2 separate regions of the Homo sapiens genome follow, and region 2 is linked to region 1. A link is a contact called in ENCODE Hi-C or POLR2A ChIA-PET data. All regions are on one chromosome and are shown on one strand. The core of a region is the stretch at or near the end of the contact, and the rest is flanking DNA. Distances in the headings are between cores, read along the strand shown. Region 1 holds the start of IMPDH1 (inosine monophosphate dehydrogenase 1). Region 2 overlaps METTL2B (methyltransferase 2B, tRNA N3-cytidine).

What was found. A loop is a pair of places that touch in the nucleus more often than their neighbours do. ChIA-PET counts read pairs that join two places held with the same protein, here RNA polymerase II (POLR2A). Pooled maps may share reads with other maps.
Region 2: a loop to region 1 is called in a pooled map, with 2.3 times the contacts of the local background. The contact joins the enhancer-like site here to the promoter of IMPDH1 in region 1. A Hi-C loop is called at or near these places in 1 of 50 pooled maps. POLR2A ChIA-PET finds 5 or more read pairs at or near these places in 2 of 52 experiments (B cell and PC-3).

The regions. Positions count from the first base shown.
Region 1 is chr7:128,407,840-128,412,272 of GRCh38, forward strand. IMPDH1 (inosine monophosphate dehydrogenase 1) reads right to left here and starts at 2,143. Exons shown (of 17, transcript NM_000883.4): 1 at 1,917-2,143; 2 at 1,602-1,645; 3 at 1,450-1,513. The coding sequence starts at 2,062. RefSeq lists a silencer at 1,670-2,289 and an enhancer at 2,560-2,799.
Region 2 is chr7:128,504,586-128,509,018 of GRCh38, forward strand. METTL2B (methyltransferase 2B, tRNA N3-cytidine) reads left to right here. Exons shown (of 9, transcript NM_018396.3): 9 at 1-2,017. Among named protein-coding and RNA genes, the nearest start is that of METTL2B, 30 kb to the left of the region's middle. RefSeq lists an enhancer at 2,191-2,280. Within about 2 kb of position 2,411, at least 5 of the 41 ENCODE cell types and tissues checked have a DNase peak (open chromatin) inside an H3K27ac peak, as active enhancers do; they include B cell, where a contact is called at or near this core.

The DNA.
Region 1 (4,433 bases), core at 893-3,392:
TTAGGCTGCCTGGCTGAGGCATGGGGAGGGTCACCTTCCCAGTGATTACAGACTTCATGGCCCCACTCCCCTCTCCTGCTCCCCTACACACCTCCCACTTTAACCTGTGTTGGGCTCCTCATCACTCTAAGCTGCTGGGCTCAGCCCTGGGTTAGGCTGTGCTTTTCCAGAGACTCCGCTAATCCACCCTCAACCCCCACTCTCATACACCCTCTTCCTGATCTTCCCCAGCTGCTTCCTCCATGGGGAGGAGACACCGAGGCAACCAGTCGGCCTCCGAAGCCGAGGAAGGGCTGTTGTTCCCTGAGACCCCCACCTAGCAGCTGTGGGGATAGGAAGGCAGGTCCAAGCCCCTTCCTCAGGGTAGCAGGGCAACAGTGCCCAGCTGGGTACTGAGGTCCAGGCAGGGAACCCCGAGGGCTCTATCAGGCCTGGGGCTATTTGAAGGAACAAGATTTCAAAACACTCTTGAGGGGAAGATGGGGGAAGGGCAGAAAAGGTAGTAACATTAGCACTGTTGAGCTGGGTCGGGGGCATAGCCTGTCCAAGTTCAAGCCAGAGAGCAATAACACTGGATTCAAACCCAGGACTGCTCACAGAATCCTGTCCTCTTCCCACAGCTCCAGGTTGGCGAAGGCAGGTGGAGGTCTGGCCAGCAGGTTTTGAATCTCACTACACCACCTGGCTGGGGCTCAGGTTTACACAGGCTCCCTGAGCCCAAGTGGGGGGTGCGGGTCGGTTGGGGGTGGGGGTAGGGATGGCCCCTTGATGCAGAAGTGCAATCTGGAGAAAGGATGCACTCACATGGCTCCGGCCTGAGCTCTGAAACATTATGTTTGCAACCCCTACTCTAACCAAGCACTGCCTCTGTCAAGCCCCAACCGGCTCATTCAGCCCCTGTGGCCCCTCCCTATCGCCCTGCGGCCTGAACCCCAGGAGCTGGATTTCTAGGACAGGAGAAAGGCTGGGAGTTGCCTAAGCCTGAGTCAATTCTAGAGAGGCAGCCTGCCAGGACAGGGGGGCCTAACTCAGCAGCCCCACTGCCGAGGAGCCCCTTAAGCCGTTAAAAGTTCTTACATAAGCGGCCAACCCCTGGGCAGAGCTGCCGGGCTAATTCCCCCAGACCACCCCCATCTAACCCAGCTGCCAGGTCACCTCCCCAAGCTGCTGAACACCAGCAGATGGGCAGAGAAAGAAGTCCAAATCCTCTGGACCGGAAGGACAGTGGGATTGCATTTCAAGCTGCGATACAATCCAGAGATTAGCTGCTGTCTCCTTTTCAGCCAGTCCCCCTGGGGCCCAGCTCACTACCCTACTCTTCCTCCAGTGTCCCTCATTCCCCTACAGACCCCAGCATGGGGGCCTGCGTCTTCGGAGAGACCTTGAGGTGAGCTGCACTGGCAGCCTCTCAGATCTCAGTGCATGGTGAGGAGGGGAGAGTGTCCTCACCTAGCCCTGCGAAGGCGATCCATCTGGACACCAACACCTGCCAGTAAGACCACTGAAGATAGTTCTAGGAGGAAACAGCTAAGGAGGGGTAAGCCAAGTCAGTCGGACAGGACTCCAGCAAGCACTGTTTGAACCCCAGGAGTTGGAGCCACCTGAACGGGGTGTCGTCGGGTGTGTAGCGAGGTCCAATCTAGGGCTAAGATTTTAGGGAAGGTTTTTACGACCTGTTCCCTCTCCTCCGCTCCCCCGTGCAACGAAGCACCTAACCCTTCGCACAGTGCCCGTCTGCATCCCCCAACCAAAGCCGGGAGCGTGGCGTTTCGGGAAGTTAGAGGCTGAGGCGGTAATAGGGGAAGGGTTTGTGGGGCCTGCCCCTCCCCCGCAGCGTCGCCGGGTTCCCGGAGCCGCCGCGCCCTCCTCGGCCGCCCGCCCCGGATGCGCCCCGCGCGCTCTGCCCTGGGCGTCACCTCTCGGGCTCGTAGCCGGCCTGCAGCAGTCGGGCGCTGTACCGCTGCGCCGCCGTCTCGTGTCCCGGGTGTTGCCGGGCTCCGGGCTCCGGAACAGCGGCGGCTCCGCCTCCCTGCAGCGGTGGTGGAGTGAGTGGCCCCTCCATGCGGAGGCCGCAGCTCAGGGCGGGCGGGAGCCTGGAGGCTCCCGGGGCCCCGGCTGGGCAGTGAGCGCAGCCCGGTCGAGTCCCGAGGAGGGGCGGGGCCGCCGGGGCGGGGCCTCGTGCCGGGGGCGGGGCAGGGGAATCCGGGAGTCGACTGGGCTCCGCCCTGGGCTCCCCGCTCTCCCCGGCGCTGCTACGCAGATGCCTAGACTCGGTTCGTCTCTCCCATCCCAGATTCAGCGAGGGTACATCGGGGGATGAGGGGGAGAGGTGTCCCTACACGGGTGGGACTGGAAAGAACCCCGTCCCCTTCCCTGCCGTCCGGACCTTCCAGTGTCTCCTGGCCCCTTCCGAGGAAAACCAGAAGAGGAAAGGAGCTGGACTCCAGAGGCAGGGCTTCTCCTTGCGTCTCAGGTCCGCTCCTCTCTTGCACGCCGACGATGCCAGGTCCCCTGGAGCGCCTCATACCCGCAGACCGCAGACCTCCCGCGCTGGGGCGAGAGAGTCGTGCTCAGCCGACTCCACGTTAGAGAGCGGGGAGAGGGATCTCCACAGCCTGTAATCTGCCAGGGAACGAACAGAACAGACAAGGCTGCGGGCTCCTTAAGGAACAGGACCTAGTCTTGCCTCGTTGTGGAGGTACTTTACCTTGTTATGTTACCCCGTAACAAGGGAGTGGGGCAGAGCAGTGTACTCAAACTTGTTTGTCCACTTACTAGAAGGCGCACTTTTTCCTACTGTTATCATTGTGAACGGTGATTGAACACCTAGCAAAAATGGCAAAGAAATGTAAGAGTCCTTGCCCTCAGGCAATTTATTTCAGGAGACAAAGTAGATGAAAATAAACAGCTGATAATTCTCATGCCATATACAGATGGTCCTCGACTTACAATGGTTGACTTAAGATTTTTCAACCTTACAGATGGATTTACCCTGAGGTAGCCCCATCTTTAAGTCGAGAAGAATCTGGAAATTTTATTTTATTTTATTTTATGTTATGTTATTTATTTTTTATTTTATTTGAGACGGAGTCTCGCTCTGTCGCCCAGGCTGGAGTGCAGTGGCGCGATCTCGGCTCACTGCAAGCTCCGCCTCCCGGGTTCACGCCATTCTCCTGGCGCAGCCTCCAGAGTAGCTGGGACTACAGGCGCCCGCCACCACGCCCAGCTAATTTTTTGTATTTTTAGTACAGACGGGGTTTCACCGTGTTAGCCAGGATGGTCTCGATCTTCTGACCTTGTGATCCGCCCGCCTCGGCCTCCCAAAATGCTGGGATTACAGGCGTGAGCCACCGCGCCCGGCGCATCTGGACTTTTGTCTGACAAGTCTGAGGGAACAAATGGTAAACACTGCGTGATTGAGGAGTGCTAAGATGTATTAGGGGTCAGACTTTCAGCAACGATTTCACAAAGGAAGCTGAATTTATGCAACAGTAAGATCTTGGACTTTATCCTTCATCGTGCCTCTTCCTATGCACATACACACCCACTCCCCAGAATCAGGATTCTTTTTTTATTTAAGTTTTTTAAAATTTAGGTTGGGCGCAGTGGCTTATGCCTGTAATCTCAACACTTCGGGAGGCTGAGGCGGTCAGATCACCTGAGGTCAGGAGTTCCAGACCAGCCTGGCCAACATGGCGAAACTCCATGTCTACTAAAAAATACAAAATTAGGCTGGGCACGGTGGCTCACACCTGTAATCCCAGCACTTTGGGAGGCTGAGGCTGACGGATCACGAGGTCAAGAGACTGAGACCATCCTGGCCAACATGGTGAAACCTTGTCTCTACTAAAAACACAAAAATTAGCTGGGCATGGTGGTGTGCGCCTGTAGTCCCAGCGACTTGGGAGGCTGAGGCAGGAGAATCGCTTGAACCCGGGGGGCGGAGATTGCAGTGAGCCGAGATCGCACACTGCACTCCAGCCTGGTGACAGAGTGAGACTCTGTCTCCAAAAAAAAAAAAAAATTGCCAGCTATGTTGGTGCACGCCTGTAGTCCCAGCTACTCAGGAGGCTGAGGCATGAGAATAGCTTGAACCCGGGAGGCCGAGGTTTGCACTGAAGCGAGATCGGGCCACTGCACTCTAGCCTGGATGACAGAGTGAGACTGTCTCAACAACAACAAAAAAGCTAAAATTAATTCATTGATTATATTCAGTGTCCTCTGGTACTTTGTATTCTGTCCCTTTTTTGGTGAGGGGCCCAATAGATTGTGGACTCACCATTTAAAAAATACTACCCTAAAGCCAAAGGTTTCTGTTTGGAAATAAGCAGATAAGGTACCCATATGTGTTTATAAAGACTCTGAAGGAGAAACTAGTCAAAACCAATCAATTACTCAACAGATGAAACTTAGAACTAGCTATAGCCTAAAAT
Region 2 (4,433 bases), core at 1,161-3,660, 97 kb after region 1:
CTCAGGTGATCTGCCCGCCTCAGCCTCCCAAAGTGCTGGGATTACAGGCGTGAGCCACCACGCCCGGCCAAGACCCTGACTTTTTAAAAAATGTTAAACATAGGCCGGGTGCAGTGGCTCACGCCTGTAATCCCAGCACTTTGGGAGGCCGAGGTGGGCGGATCATTTGAGGTCAGGAGTTCGAGACCAGCCTGGCCAACTTAATGAAACCCCATCTCTGCTAACAATACAGACCAGGCATGGTGGCTCACACCTGTAATCCCAGCACTTTGAGAGACCGAGGCAGGTGGATCACCTGAGGTCGGGAGTTCGAGACCAGCCTGACCAACATGGAGAAACCCCGTCTCTACTAAAAATACAAAATAGCCAGGTGTGATGGCGCATGCCTGTAACCCCATCTACTTGGAAGGCTGAGGCAGGAGAATCACTTGAATCTGGGAGGCAGAGGTTGCAGTGAGCCGAGATGGCGCCATTGCACTCCAGCCTGGGCAACAAGAGTGAAACTCCGTCTCAAAAAAAAAAAAAAAAAAAAATTAGCTGGGCATGGTGGTGGGCGCCTGTAATCCCAGCTATCTGGGAGGCTGAGTCTAGAGAATCATTTGAACCTGGGAGGCGGAGGTTGCAGTGAGCCGAGATCGCACCATTGCACTCCAGCCTGGGCAACAGTGAGACTCCGTCTCAAAATAAAAAAACAAAAAAAATGTAAAAAATAAATAATTGTATTGAATTTATTAGTTGTGTCTCAGTCTCCTTCAGTCTACAGTTTAGGCTTGCTTTTGCACCTTTGCATTTTAAGGTAAGAGGCTATTGTGTAAACTCGAATTGGGTTTGTTGGTGTTTCTTCATGATTTGGTTCAGGCTCTGCATTTTGGGCAGGAATATTCAGAGGTGATGCTGTGTTCCTCCCATAGGATCGTATCAGGCGACACATGATTATGAATTTCCCCATTATTGGTGATGTCACTTAGTTGTGTTGTCTGCCAGGTTCTGCCACTGTAAAGTTAATAAGTATTTTGTAGGGAAGTGCTTTGAGACTAAATATCCTGTTCCTCATCAAACTTCTACCCCCTAGTTTCAGTATCTATTGCTGTTTTTTGTCTGAATAACTATGATAGTTGCCAAATAGTGGTTTCTGATCCTTCCATTCCTTCTACACTGATTGGTTGGTATTTTGTACAGAAAAGCTTTCTCATATCTGATTTACTTGTCTCAATATGGACCCATGGGTATTTGAGTTTCTTGTGGGGTTATTTGTTGTTGTTTTTGAGACAGGCTCACCCAGGCTGGAGTGCAGCAGCACGATCACTGCTTACTGCTTACTGCAGCCTCGACCTCCCATGCTCAAGTGATTCTCCCACCCCAGCCTCCCAAGTAGATGGGACTACAGGCATGTGCCACCAAGCCTAATTTTTGTATTTTTTGTAGAGACAGGGTTTCACCATGTGTCCCAGGCTGGTCTTGAGCTCCTGAGCTCAAGCAATCCTCCCACCTCGGCCTCCCAAAGTGCTGGGATGAGCCACCGTGACTGGCCCCACTTAATGGGTTTTCAGAGGTGGGAGCAAAGAATGAAGGGAGGAAGAGAGCTCCCATCTTTTCCATTACCGTATTTACTTAAAACTGGAAAAAACTGAATCACTGGGATGGTATTTCATTTATCTTTTGAAATGAAGAATAGATACATTAATTTAAATGATTCTCTAAAGACTGTCCTTCAGCATCCCTAAAGCATTGCAAAACTATAGGCACAGTTTTTATTTTATCTTTCTGGCACCTGGTTTGGGCTTTGGCTTAGATTAAAAAGACGAGCCTTCTCCTGCCCCTGCTCCCTTTTATTCCCTGCCATCTGCTAAGCTCGACTTTTTATCTCTCAGGCCAAATTTGACTCTGTAAGGGACTTTGCATAACGTTTCATCCTCAGAATCGCTAATGATGGGCAGAGGACTGTTACATGTGTTGGGAGGGATTAAAGTATATGACCTCAGTGCCACTTAAAAAATAAATACTGTCTCAACTATCAGTCTGGCTCTGAATGGTATCTCTTAATATGCTTAATGCAAGAATGGTGGGTCGGGCGTGGTGGCTCACGCTTGTAATCCCAGCACTTTGGGAGGCTGTGGCAGGCGGATCACCTGAGGTCAGGAGTTTGAGACCAGCCTGGCCAACATGGCAGAACCCATCTCTACTAAAAATAAAAAAAATTTAGCCAGGCATGGTGGTGGGAGCCTGTAATCCCAGCTACTGGGGAGGCTGAGGTAGAAGAATTGCTTGAACCCGGGAGGCGGAGGTTGCAGTGAGCAGAGATTGCCCTCCAGCCTGGGTGACAGAGCAAGACTCCATCTCAAAAAAAAAAAAAAAAAAAAAAGAAAGGTGCTATGTGGGGCTGGAAGGTGGCTCCAGGTGTGAAGCTGCTCAGGAAGTTGTGTGGTTTCAATGTGAATCTAACAGAGAAGTGTTTCTGAAACTGATTTACCTTCCTAAGTAGTGTTAATTAGGGTGAGGAGATAAATTCAATGTTGTTTGAAAAATGAGAGACAGTTTGAGACAGATGCACTGGAGCTATTGGAGTGAAACCATGTTCCTGAAGGCAGCGATCACCCTGAAAGTGGGTTTTGCACTGTGAAAGGGATTCATCTCCCGGTCTTGCAGGATTCATGTAGAGCCTGGCCTCTGTTAATGCTATCAAACCTATGTACAATGGGTCGGCCACTTCTTTTCATATAAGTTCATATTCTCTTGGGTTCTGGTTGGAAAATTAGGCCTTGGAAACTTAGTGAGAAAGGGAAAATCTAACGTGCTAAGCCATCCTACTTGGATGTAATTGATTCCTATCTTTGCTTAAATACATACTTTAGTAGGAGTAAGGAGTTCTGTCTGTGGCTTAAAAGATGAGCTCAGGACAAGCAGTTTCTTTCAGTCTGTTCACAAAGGCCTGTTCTTTGGTTTGTGGCTGCAGCTGCTATTTTCAGAGCCTGGCTGCGTTGATGCATTGCAGATTTGTGCGTGCTTCCTAATTTGGTCTACAGGTTGTGATTTGGGAACCCTGGTTAAGAGGTAGAAGAAGTGCTCATGGTGAATTTCCCAGGTGAAAACACTGAAACATTGCATCATGACTGCTTCATTTTATTTAAATAAGTGTCTTGGCTCAAGGTTGGACATTGTCTCTGTAGCCAGTGAAACACACTCCATGACCAGGTTTCAGGACAAATCACCACAGTCCGATTTAATACCCCACTGGGGACCCTGAGACACCGTAGCCTTGACTCCAGCCTCAAGCTTGGCATCTTTACCCACAGATGAGCCTCACACTGCCTTCATTCATTCATTCTCTACTTCCATTCTCTGAATTTGGATTTTGCCATTAAAATTTAATGTTATAGCCAGGTGTGATGGCTCACACCTGTAATCCCAGCACTTTGGGAGGCCAAGATGGGAGGATCGCTTGAGTCCAGGAGTTCAACACCAGCCTGGGTAACATAGCAGCATCCTGTTCATACAAAAAAATAAAAAATTAGCCAGGCGTGGTGGTGCCTGTGTGTAGTCCTAGCTACTCAGGTGGCTGAGGTGAGAGGATCGCTTGAGCCCAGAAGTTCAAGGCTTCAGTGAGCTGTGATCACACCACTGCTGGGTGACACAGCAAGACTCTGTCTCAAAAAAGAAAAGAAAAGAGAGAGAGATAGAAAGGAAAGAAGGAAGGAGAGAGGGAGAGAGAACGAAGGAAAGGTAAGAAAGAAAAAGAAAAGTAGCCGAGTGTGGTGACCCATGCCTGTAATCCCAGCTACTGGGGGAGCCGAGGCAGGAGAATCGCTTGAACCCAGGAGGCTGAGGTTTCAGTGAGCCAAGATCACGCCACTGCACTTCAGCCTGGGTGACAGAATGAGACTCCTTCAAAAAAAAAAGAGAGAGAAAGGGAAGAAGGAAAGAAAAAAAAAAAGAAGGAAAGGAGGGAGGGAGGAACATTTATCAGCAGTGGCACACTTGAGAAACCCTCCAAGGGTGAGCAGAATGGCGAGGGCCCTGAAGAGCCCTGCTACTGACAAGCCCCTGTCACCCTCTTCAGCCTTGCTTCTGATTACCCCTCAATTTTTGTGGGCGATTAAGGCCGACATTCAATCGAGCTCATTAAATTATGAGTTTCTGACACGGTGCGGTGGCTCATGCCTGTAATCCCTTTGGAGGCCAAGACAGGTGGATACCTTGAGGTCAGGAATTCGAGACCAGCCTGGCCAACATGGTGAAACCCTGTCTCTACTGAAAATTAGCCAGGTGTGATGGTGAGTGCCTGTAATCCCAGCTACTTGGGAAGCTGGGGCAAGAGAATCACTTGAACCCGGGAGGCGGAGGTTACAATGAGCTGAGATCCTGCCATTGCACTCCAGCCTGAGTGACAAGAGCAAAACTCTGCCTCAAAAAATAATAAAAAAGGCCAGGCACGG